Linked DNA regions of Homo sapiens: region 1 is linked to region 2. Evidence: chromatin contacts called from ENCODE Hi-C or POLR2A ChIA-PET data. All regions are on one chromosome and are shown on one strand. The core of a region is the stretch at or near the end of the contact, and the rest is flanking DNA. Distances in the headings are between cores, read along the strand shown. Region 1 has its middle 85 kb from the start of KBTBD8. Region 2 has its middle 51 kb from the start of KBTBD8.

Evidence for each region. Hi-C counts contacts between places; a loop is a spot of excess contacts on that map. ChIA-PET counts read pairs that join two places held with the same protein, here RNA polymerase II (POLR2A). Pooled maps may share reads with other maps.
Region 1: a loop to region 2 is called in a map with no recorded cell type, with 7 times the contacts of the local background. The contact joins two enhancer-like sites. A Hi-C loop is called at or near these places in 1 of 168 maps with a recorded cell type or tissue (naive thymus-derived CD4-positive, alpha-beta T cell), 5 of 37 single-sample maps with no recorded cell type and 5 of 50 pooled maps. POLR2A ChIA-PET finds 5 or more read pairs at or near these places in 4 of 52 experiments (AG04449, OCI-LY7, activated B cell and 1 more).

What each region holds. Positions count from the first base shown.
Region 1 is chr3:67,080,481-67,086,922 of GRCh38, reverse strand. No RefSeq gene overlaps it. Among named protein-coding and RNA genes, the nearest start is that of KBTBD8, 85 kb to the right of the region's middle. RefSeq lists an enhancer at 2,776-3,975. Within about 2 kb of position 3,467, at least 5 of the 41 ENCODE cell types and tissues checked have a DNase peak (open chromatin) inside an H3K27ac peak, as active enhancers do; they include OCI-LY7, where a contact is called at or near this core.
Region 2 is chr3:67,046,571-67,052,647 of GRCh38, reverse strand. No RefSeq gene overlaps it. Among named protein-coding and RNA genes, the nearest start is that of KBTBD8, 51 kb to the right of the region's middle. RefSeq lists a silencer at 4,488-4,547. Within about 2 kb of position 4,452, at least 3 of the 41 ENCODE cell types and tissues checked have a DNase peak (open chromatin) inside an H3K27ac peak, as active enhancers do; they include OCI-LY7, where a contact is called at or near this core.

The DNA.
Region 1 (6,442 bases), core at 2,218-4,717, 35 kb before region 2:
TGTGTTTTCATAGTTTCCAAAATTCCTTTTGTTCTTGATTTCTAACTTTATTTCACTGTGGTCAGAGAAGATACTTAATACGAGTTCAATTTTTTCTTTTGTGGTCTAATATATGGTCTATCCTTGAGAAAGATCCATATGCTGAGCAGACAAATGTGTATTCTTTAGCTGCTGGATTAAATGTGCTGTAAATATCTATTAGGTCCATTTGGTCTATAGCACAGATCTTCTATAAGTTCAATGTTTCTTAGTTGATTTTCTGTCTGGATGATCCATTCATTGCTAAAAGTGGGATGTTGAAGTCTCCAGTTATTATTGTATTGGGGTCTATCTCTCTCTTTAGCTCTAATAATATTTGCTTTACGTATCTAGTGTTCCATTGTTGTGTACATACATACTTAAAATTGTTATATCCTCTGGCAAAATTGACCCCTTTATCATTACATAATGACTTTCTTTTTCTCTTTTTATAGTGCTTGTCTTGAATTCTATTTTGTCTGATAGATACTACTGAAACTTTGTCTGATAGATACTACTTGACATCTATTTTGTCCAATATATACCTACTCTTGCTCTTTTTTGATTTCCATTTGCATTGAATATCTTTTTGATATTCTTTGTTTTTAGTCTATGTATGTCTTTATAGGTGAAGTGTGTTTCTTGTAGGCAACAGATCGTTGGTTCTTTTTTAAACAATCCATTCAGCTACTCTATGTCTTTTGTTTGGAGAGTTTAGTCCATTTACATGCAATTTTATTATTGATAAGAAAGGACTTACTCCTCTCAGTTTGCTATTTGTTTTCCGATTGTCTTTTGCTCTACTCTCCTTTCTTCTTTCCTTGCTATCTTCCTTTGTGTGAAGGTAATTTTCTCCTTCACAAAAGGTATGTTTTAATTTCTTGCTTTTTATTTTTTGTGTATCTGTTGTAGGTATTTTTTATTTGAAGTTGCCATAAGCCTTGCAAATGACATCTTATAGCCCATTACTTTAAACTCATGAATACTTAACACTGATTACAAAACAAATAAGCAAAGAGAAAACTGATAAAACTGATAAAAACTCTACACTTTAACTCCATCCCCCCCACTTTTAAACTCTTTTGTTGTTTCTATTTATATCTTATTATACTGTCTATATCTTCAAAAATAACTTTGAATAAATAGTTATAACTTTTGAGTAAATATATAATAGATATTATAATTATATAATATTTATAATTATATATAATAATTGATTGCAATAATTAGTTATATATAATATATTATATAATAACATTATATATTAACATATATAATAACATATATAATTATATATTATATAAGTGTTATATATAATATATAATATGTCATATATAATTATATAAGTACATTATATAATATATAATATAGTATAATAAGATATAAAAATATATAATATAATATAAGATATGTATTATATTATATATTATAATATAATCAGATATAATATTATAATATAATATAATATATAAGATATAAAATATATAATATAATATATATAATATAATAAGATATAAAAAGTTATTTACATTTTTGATAAGTTCATCTTTTAGTAAATAGTTCATCTTTTAGTAGTTATTTACTATTTACTTTATATATATTTATATATAAATATATATTACTTTATATATATAAATAGTAATACTATTTACTATTTACTTTATTTACTTTTAGTAAATAGTTATTTACTATTTTTTATAGGTTCATCTTTTAGTCTTTCTACTCAACATAGTAGTTTACACACCACAATTACAGTGTTATAATATTCTGTGTTTGTCTGTGTACTTACTATTATCCATGAGTTCTGTACCTTCATGTGATTTCTTATTGCTTGTTAATCTCATTTTCTTTAAGATTGAAGAACTCCCTTTAGGATTTCTCTTAGGACAGATCTGATGTTTATGAAATCCCTCAGCTTTTGTTTGTCTAGGAAAGTCTTTATTTTTCCTTCATGTCCGAAGGACATTTTTGCTGGATATACTATTCCAGGATAAAAGTCTTTTTCCTTCAGTATTTAAAAAATATCATGCCACTCTCTCCTGTCCTGTAAGTTTTCCATTGCAAAGGCTGCTTCCAGAAGTATTGAAGTGTCTTTGTATATTATTCGTTTCTGTTCTCTTGCTGCTTTTAGAATCCTTTATCCTTGACCTTTAGGAGTTTGATTATTAAATGCCTTGAGGTAGTCTTCTTTTTTCTTTTGAGACGGAGTCTTGCTCTGTTGCCCAGGCTGGAGTGCAGTGGCGCAATCTCTGCTCACTGCAAGCTCTGCCTCCTGGGTTCACGCCATTCTCCTGCCTCAGGCTCCCGAGTAGCTGGGACTACAGGTGCCTGCCACTATGCCCAGCTAATGTTTTTGTATTTATTAATAGAAATGGGGTTTCACCGTATTAGCCAGGATGGTCTCGATCACCTGACCTTGTTATCCTCCCACCTCAGCCTCCCAAAGTGCTGGGATTACAGGCGTGAGCCACCGCGCCCAGCCGGTAGTCTTCTTTGAGTTAAATCTGCTTGGTATTCTTAACCTTCTTGTGCGTAGATATTGAAATCTTTCTCTAGGTTTGGGGAGTTCTCTATTATTGTCCCTTTGAATAAACTTTCTATCTCAATTTCTCTCTCTACCTCCTCTTTAATCTGCCCTCCTAGTTTTTGTTGTTTCCTAGTCTTGGTCTGGGCCTCAGGGATTTGTTTTACTTTGTTCTTTACAGTTAAGCTAAGGCTAGAATTCACAGGCAATATAGTCTTCCTTAGCCACTGAGTGCAGAACCTCACGCAACTCAATACACTTAAGCCTCCATTTTGATGGACTGAAAATACAAATGGACAATGGCCAGATCATATATAAAAAGAGAACTTTGCCCCACAGTCTGCAGCAGCCAGTCCAAGAAGTCAAATCACAATTTCTGTAGCCATCAGCCCAAAGTAGTCAGTACTTAATAGCTGACAGCTTCCCTAATTTTTGCCACTGTCCTCCCACTTCCTACTTAGAGCAACACAAAAAAAGTAAAATATGCTCCCCAACTCAATTACATTGGAACTCCACCTCCAGTCAGCCCACCTCCAGCTTTCCCATGCCAACAGCCTCCAATCAGGGCATACCTGAAGCCTCCTCCTTTTCCCTGTACGCTTTCCCTCTCCTCTGCCTGTCTTTAAGTCCATGTGGAGCACAAGTGATGGTGGCTGACTCCTTTGTATAGCAAGCTCCAACTAAATAATCTGTTTAATTTTCGTTTGGGTGGTCTTTGTCTCTACAATTTTCTTTTCTGTAAAAGAAAGCTTTTTGAAACAAAGAAAGGACCAAAAGACAAGTGAGAATCATTTAGAAGAGCAATTAAAAAACTCAATTCCAAAGAGGCAAAGAGATTCCTCAGCAGCCTGTGAGAGGCTTGGAGGTGGGCAGGTCACCACTTCCTGTGTACTCACTTCCTGCATACTCACTTCCTGCATATTCACCACTTCCTGCATATACCACTTCCTGCATACTCATCCATTTTACATATAGTGGGTCCGTGGAGGCTTGGATGGGAGAGTCTCACAGCTAAAATAAGTTTATAAAACTGTGAAAGTATAGTTTTCAAAGAGGCAAAAATTATGACTCTCAGGTAAATGTAAAATGAGTACATGCCAAATATTTTTATTCAATTCATTCATTAACAAAAGTCCCTTGACATATTAAAACCAGTTCAAAGAACATTTAAATGCCAGATGTTTGTAGGCAATACTAGGATAAGACTTCTGGGTTGGATACCAAATGGAATAATGTCCAAGAGAAGCATAACTGTCAGCTTTGGGGTGCTCTATTCTATCAAATAGAAATTATTTGCATTCCATAGGACAAAAATCTACAAATCAACCTCTGTCCCTACAGAGTTGTAAAATAGCCAAGCTAATAGAAAATCAAGCCCAGCATAACACTGAAGGAATATCTACTAATCTTTTTGCCTACTTCTAAGTTTCAGATACTTGTTCTGACCAAACCTAAGTCCAGATGAGAAAAACTGGGGTTTGGGAGGATTTATAACTGGCTCAAAGTCACTGGGCTCCTAAGTGCTAAGACTGATGTCAGAGCTAGTGACTCTGCAAAAGAATAAAAGTGAAAGCATCACTTCTTTTCCCTGGCCATGTCTTGTTCCACACAGAGGGGTGGTCGGGGCCTTCCTCCACACCCAGAAGTCTCCCACAGACAGTTCCCATCCACCGAGCATCGCCATTCCTCTCTGCCTGTTGGCATTTGCAGCCTGGTCATGGGGATGGCTGAAAATGCCGGAAGTCAATGTCCCTTTGATGACCTTCAAATAATATAGAGAAGTGTTGGTGCATAAAAAGAATTCACTGTCCTTATTCACTTATTCACTTCCTTGTCCTTAAGTGGGTCATTTCCCAGGCATGTTCCACACAGTCTGTCTGGTGGTCTCCAGAGAGAACAAGATCCAGATTGCCCTCAGAAGGAGCCTGATCATGAACACCTGCTTCAAGCATTCCTCGATTCCCTGACTCACTCCCCATGTCCTCAATATGTCTCCTTGGATTACCTCCCAAACAAGTTACTTGCACCCAAGTCCTTGGTTTGCGGTTTGCTCTAGGAGAAATCCAAACCAGGACAGAGAAGCAGCTTGGTTTTAGATATAATTCAGTATCCCAACATGACTAATCAAAATATTCATTGTCTATAATGGTTTGAATGAGATGGAAACATAATCAGATAGGAAAATGACAGATGTTGCAGAGAATACAACTTGTCAGTAAAGATGCTGTTTAATAAATCATCTGTCATCAAATTACATAATCTTATTTATTAGGGTTTTGGAAGTAGAAGTTACAAGTCTGTCTCTGTCTCTGGTGTGTGTGTGTATGTGCATGTATGTGTCTAAATCTTTTAATCCTATGTAAATATTCAGAATATTCATATTTCCAGATGGGAGAAATTTAATTAACCTTTGATGATTGCACTTTTCACTCCCATTTTAAAAGCAAATATTTTAAAACTTATGAAAGATAGTAAAATCAAAATTTCAAAGACAGTATAAAATATCTCATGAATACTTTCATACACTAGCCTTCAGAAATAGACATAACCCTAAGATCACATGAAAAGGAAGTAGAAATCTCAGCTGTGTGGAGATTGAAAAAGTGTTTAATTTCTGAAATGAAACAATTACATGTTCAGAAGTATATTTTTAAATAAAATATTGATAATGGTGAGTAGTACTGGATAAGTACCAACTAAGACTTAGTGAGTTCCCCCAAATGTCTCTGATGAGAATTGGTCCTCTCCTAATGACAAGTATAATTTTTTTTATTTGTGTGCTTCACATATGATATTTAATTTGAGATTCCTCTCCCCACAGTAGTTATTATTCAATAATGAAATAATGAAACAAATTAGGAAATACATGTTCATTTGTATGAATGTATATGTATGCAAGTATACATATGTGTATCCTTATTACAAAAACACCCATTTGAAAAGCACTTAAAAAGAAAAATAAGAAAAGAACAGTGACCCCATGATTAAACTCTTCACAAGTAGTTAATATTATTTAACATATATATTTCCCAACTTTATTGTAGTTTTAATAATACATATCTTATATGTAAATATACACATATATACACATAATTTGGAACAAAATATATTGACTGATATCTTGAGTTTTTCACTTATTGCATTGTGGTGTTTTTACATGTCCTCATAAAGTATTTATTGAAAGCAATCTATGGTTTACTTCTTAATATCTCATTGTATTTATATCTTTTAATTTATTTAACCTTCTATCATTGGACATTTGTAGTGTTAGCACATACATACCATTTTAAATAATGCTGCAATTAACATCTTTATATCTTTTTTCTTTTTTTATCTCTTAATGTTTTATATGATAAATTATTATAAGTGGAATTTCCCGAGACATGGTAATGAACATTTTAAATTCTTGATATACATTACTAAATCAGTCATTTATAACTTACATATTATTTTCGGCAATGGATAACAGTTACCATTTATCCATATCCTTAACTTCGTATATTAATATTTATTTGACCCTTGTCACTTTAATACATTAGAAAGAACTCCTAATTTTTAAAATCAGATGATTTGCTTATTAGTGAATATTGATTTCTTTATGTCCTTTGCCCATGTATCTTTATAATCTTAAGAGTTTTATATGGTCTCACAATATTAATCCTTTATCTTCATTTAACAAGTATTTTTGACCATCCACTTTATGCCAAGCTTTAGGCTAGGTACAGGAGGCGCAATATTGAGTGAAGTATAGTTTCTTCTTTTCTCACGGGCTCAGAGTTTGCCTTCTTTTCTCACAGAGAAAAGAGTTTACCATCTGTGGGAGACAGGCAGTTGAACAGTGGGTTTATAGGAGAAATATAAGGTGCTAAGGAAACTTAAGGGATCGGCACTGTGCAGAAG
Region 2 (6,077 bases), core at 3,203-5,702:
ACCTCATGTCCTCACTCATAAGCGGGAGTTGGGCAATGAGAACACATGGACACGGTGGGGGACCATCACACCCTGGGGCCTGTTGGGGAGTGGAGGGCAAGGGGAGGGAGAGCAGTGGGAGAAATACCTAATACATGTGGAGCTTAAAACCTAGATGATGGGTTGATGGCTACAGGAAACCACCATGGCACATGTATACCTATGTAACAAACCTGCATGTTCTGCACATGTATCCTAGAACTCAAAGTAAAATTTAAAAAAAATAAGGTTAAAAAAATAATAATTAAAAAAAATTTATCCCAACTCTGATTAAGGACCTGTTAAGGCTGCATCTGTGTTTTTCTTATTGGCTCTACTGATAAGTTAACATACTGTTATCATAGGATGAATTATTTTAATATATTGGCTAATTCTATTGCTAATTATTCTTTTTTAGTGCACCCTATACCTATAAGTGAGAAAAAGCTATAGAAACATTTTAATGCCATCTTTGACACATGTAGATTTCAAGGTTTGCTAGCTTTGGAAAATGACCTGGGTAGCTTTCCATATTTTTCTGTGGTGGGGAATCATATATATATATGTATATATATATATGTGTGTATATATATATGTGTGTGTGTATATATGTGTATATATATATGTGTGGGTATATATATGTATTTCGTCTTAAATAATTCACTCATAATACTATTCGATGCAAGAGCCTTTGATACCATCCTTAATTTTTCCCTTGTTTGCCTTTTATTTGGGTTTCCTATTTCTTCTTAAGTTTTATATGTATATTTTTAAGAAGATTTATTTCTTTTTTTGTTTTCAAATGTGTTCACATACCAGTGTGTGTATTAGTCTCTTTTCATTTTTACTTCTCTATTTCTTTCTGTAGGTATGCCTTTTTTATTTCTAATATCACTTATTAGGTTTTATTGTTTGTTCTCTTTAATGTTCTAGAAATTTTTCTATTTTCTTTGTTTTTCTAAAGACCCAGTTTTGAAAGTATTGATTTCTACAATCATCTTTGTTATTTCCTTCAGCTACTTGCCTCAGGTTTTATAGGAATTATTCTGAATTAACTCTTGAAGTAAGTGCATTAAAGACAATCAATTTTTGTCTAAAGAACATATTGGCCATATTCTATAAGTCCTGCTATGTAATGTTTAGCTTTTTTATTTTTTAAATCAGTTTTTTAATTTTAAAAAAATTTTTATCAATTGTTATTTTGGAAAATAAAATATTTTAAGTAGTTCAAATTTTTAGTTTTGAGCATCTATCGTTAATTTATCTTTAAAGTGTACAGCTATTATTTTATTGCTTAGTTATGAAATGATTAAAATAAGCAGAAAAAATACAGAAGATAATATAATATATATTTATGTCCTCATTACTCCAAATGATAGATGTTAATTTTGCCATGCTTGCTTCAGCAATTGTTTTTATGAAATAAAATATTACAGAGAAGAGTGAATGTCCTCTTTTCTTTCCCCTATTCCAATCCCCTCCATGTTTCTCTCTCCAAAGATGACCTCTATTCTGATGATGGCTTATATCTTTCCTGTCCATATTTGTATATTTTTCTGCATAAACTATATCTTAATATTTTTATACAAGTTGAATAATAAACATTGTGAAACTTGCTCTTCACTGAACATCATATTTTGATATGTATTGGGTATATTTATTCATTTTAGATACCATATAGGATTTTGTCATTTATGTGGCCATTCATCTAGTTGTTTCCATTGCTGTAATGAATACCTTTATAATGTCTCCTTATGCATATGTGCAAAAGTCAAGGAATATACCTGAATGTGGATAGGTTTATTTTCTTTACCAAGTGTTACCAAATTGCTTTCCCAAGTGGTTTTACCAATTTATACTTCTGCCAGAAGTTTATGAAAATTCCCTCTTTCTCTACAAGCTAAAACCTGGTATTAATAGACTTGTAAATTTTGAAGTATAAAATGTGGTCATTGTTGTTTTAGTTTGAATTCCCCACATTCCTAGTGAGGTTGGACATCTTTTAATATGTTTATTTGAGTTTTCTCATCTGTGAATTACCTGTTCATATTATTTGCCCATTTTTTAATTGCGTTGTCTTCTTATTGACTTGTAGGAGTTTACAGTTTCTAGATAGGAATGCTTTTTCTTATAAGTCTTGAAATATCTTTTTCCCTTTTGTCGTCATTTTTTAACTTAGTTTACAGTGTCTTTTTTTACATACAAGTTTTTAATTTTCATGTGTCAGATTTACCAATCATTTCTCTTGTGATCTGTTCATTTTTGCTCCAGTGCTATCTAAATCCATGTTTGTATTGCTATAAAGGAATACCTAAAACTGGGTAAGTTGTTAAGAAAAAGAGCTTATTTCGCTCACAGTTTCACAGCCTGTACAAGAAGCATGGCATCAGCATCTGCTTCTGGTGAGGGCTTCAGGCTGCTTCCGCTCATAATGGAAGGTGAAGGGGAGTTGGCATGTGCAGAGACACATGGAAAGAGAGGAAGCAACGGGGTGGCAGGGATGTTCCAGGCTCTTTTTTATCTTTATTTTTATTTTATTTTTTCACCAGGCTCTTTTTTGTTCTTATGGGAACTAATAGAACAAGAATTCACACATTATCTCAAGGATAACACCAGGCCATTCATGAGGGATCCACTCCCATGACTCAAACACCTTATTAGGAATCACATTTTAATATGAGATTTGGAGGGGTCAAACAACCAAATCTTAGCAAATGACACAAAAATATTCCCCTAACTCCTTTTAAAAAATTGCGTAGAAGCTTTGCTTTTCACATGTAAGTCTTTCACCCACCTGAATCATTTTTTGTATATTGCATGAAGCAAAATGAGGGAGAAAGAATGGATAAAATCATTAGTCCTCTATACTTCCTGTCAAAGATGAGACAGCCTATGTGCCTTACCTTTGAATAGAATGTCTGATTAACCATGCTAACTCATGCCTTCAAATTTTGTGACAATTTCACCTGCTCCACTTATTTCAGGGCTTTCTAATGTAAATAAAGAAGATTTTGTTTTTCTGGAAGTTGCAATATATGGCAAAGCACTTCTTTTTTCCTATGTGATAAGTAAGATGGGAAATAGTAAATGGAAGAAAAAAATCAACTCTATCAAGGCTGTTGCTTTGCTGCAGTCAACGGGGAGCTATATTGGAACTGAAGAACTGATCAGCAAAGAAAGAATGGGAAAAAGATAAATGTGTTGTCACTTGAGTCAGATAATCGTAGTTTGACTACTATTTAACTTCAGTTTAATGTGGCTTAATTTTTTTTAAGCAATGTGAGTTTCCAGAATGAAAGTCACACTCAAGTATATATGTATAAGTACACTCCAAAAACAAGAATAAATAATTATTTCAATTTTTCCCACTTGGATAAATGGGCATTCTTCTTATCCTTTATTAGGATAGCAGTAAGTAATAATTAGTTATTTAGCAGAGCCTTCTATTTGTACATTGGTGAAAAATGGGGTTTCTACAATACCAGGAACATGCTAACACAGCTTTTTCCCATATCTGGTTATGTGAATGGATTTACTTAATAGATATTTCTTAAGTGTTTTCTATCCAGCTAAAACATATCTGAACAAGAAGGCAGAACTTGCCTGACTAAATCTGGCTGTCCAGCAAACCCTTTAGTTGTATGCAACTCCAATGCAGTAGTGTGTCTCCCTCGCACCTAAGCTAATGAGTCCTCTGAATTACCCTCTTTCTGAAGTCATTTTTGGCTTCTCATGTCACTATCCACCATGCCAGATAGTGCTACACCACTTCAGGAGCCTAGCTTGGTCAATAGAATACAGAGACAAAAAAATGCAAATACAACATCGTACCTATCGTCAACTATAATTGTACACTTAAATATTTGCTAAGAGGGTAGATCTCATGTGAAGTATTTTTACCAGAATTAAATAATTTTTAAAGGATTTATGCCCATTAGTTCTTTCACAGATTAACATAAGGACAAAACAGGAAGAAGGTGGGAGAGTGCAAATACAGCTCTCACAACAAGCCTATAATTAGGGGAAGTGAGAGTTGTGATATTATCTTTCACAGATTGCTTGAAAAATTATCATAATGAGGGAAATGTAAGTAAAGGTCAAGACTGAGGAAGGCTAAAATCATTTACATGAATGCTTTAGAAGAAGCTGACTTATTTTACATTGCCTACTTTTGGAAAGGAGTTGCTAAATAGAGTTTATTACTCTTCTAAAGTACAGTAACAGGAAGAAGAACAAACTGAGATATGAAGACAATTTTTTTTTATTATGAGCTGACTTTATTTTTTTATTTTTTTTATTATACTTTAAGTTTTAGGGTACATGTGCACATTGTGCAGGTTAGTTACATATGTATACATGTGCCATGCTGGTGCGCTGAATGGATTTCATTTCATGAAATTGACACAGGAAGTGAAAGTTGTAATCAGGCTATAATTATAGACCCTGGTAGTTTGCCTTTTAAGTGAATTCAGTTATGTAAAGGATACATGTGTTAATGATTTTTACGCTTCTGACAGATTACCAGCCTCCTAAGTTAAGGTGCTATATCTTTTTCAGTAATTATTACTATTCGTGACATCTTAAATAAAATACCTTTAGTTGATACAGACCAGTGGTAAAATTAACTAAAGACCAAACCAGAAAAATACACTGTGAGACAGCTTTAGAAAATGCCCTATTATTTACTTATAGAAGGTTTAACTTTACTTTTTTTTAGAAAAGAAATTCAGCCTTTTGTGATAACAATTTAAAGACATAATGTCATAGCACAGCATTCTGAAGAAGTGAATTTAACACAATTATATTATACAAGCTTGGGATTCATATTGATTTATTAGAATTATATGAAACCTATCCTCTGAAGAGCTCCAACATGCCCTAATTGAACTCCAAGAATTTGTCTGATAACTCTCTCTTGGGAAAATTAGATGAAAGCTTGCCCTAGGAGTGATTAAGAGATTTATGGGATTTATACACCAACATGAAAGCTCAGGATTTTAGGCTTGTAGTAATTGTTTCCAATCCTAAGTCCCAAAACTCTGACTCTACTATTGAGATATCTTAAAAGCTATTTCAAAATGTGCTTCAGGAGTCACACAATGTTGTTTAATTCAAACATGACTTTATACTTTTTTTGATGTGATTTATACTGTAACACACAAACACACAAACCAACTTGTTCAAAAGTGCTAAATACCAAATGTTAACACATTGGAGAGCATTAATGCCTGATCTTTCGCTGTCAGGCACAAATTTCAAAATAATATTTGCTTGGACATCTCTTTCCATACAATTGAACTTCTTATAAATGCAATATTAATTTTTTGAAATACATGTAGCTTTTCATACGTGGCTTTTTATTAATTATTCATGAGTGTGATATCTGTCACATTTGATTATACATTTTACATCAGCTTCTTTGTCTTGACAGTAATTTTTACAACATAAATAACATTTGTAAGGCTGTTCAGGTTGTAGTTATACCATCCTTAGTAATGAAACAAAATTTTGGACTTAATATGAAAAGCAAAATCCATTTTACTACTTGAAATTTTAAGTGACTCTATATTTTATAGACAAACATTGAAGTATACAAGATTTTTTTAAAACACCACTTACCATCACATTATAAGATACAGTTTAAAAGCATTTTCTACCAAAAGAATTGATTATATCTTTTTATCAACTTCTCTGAAATTTGAACACTTAATTATGTGAACAGTAGTTAGAAGTATTAATGAATAAATGTAGGAAAACAATCTACCATTCTTTGTGGTGTTTCAAAATCAGTTAAGTAATCCAGTACCCAAAGAATGCAAAATGAGTGTGTTAGAAAGCTATTTGCTCCTATTTAGTGAATTAAGATTTTTCTCCCTATTGTGCAAACAAAATAACATACAAAAATCAGATGAGTCTTGAAGCTGACAAAGGACTACAACTGTCATAACTACTATTATAATGACAGCTTCTGTTTTCAAATTATCAGCTTGTCAACAGTCTATTTTTAAGTAAAAACTGTAATAAATGTGAATTTACAGGTTAAAACTAATAAATTTCTA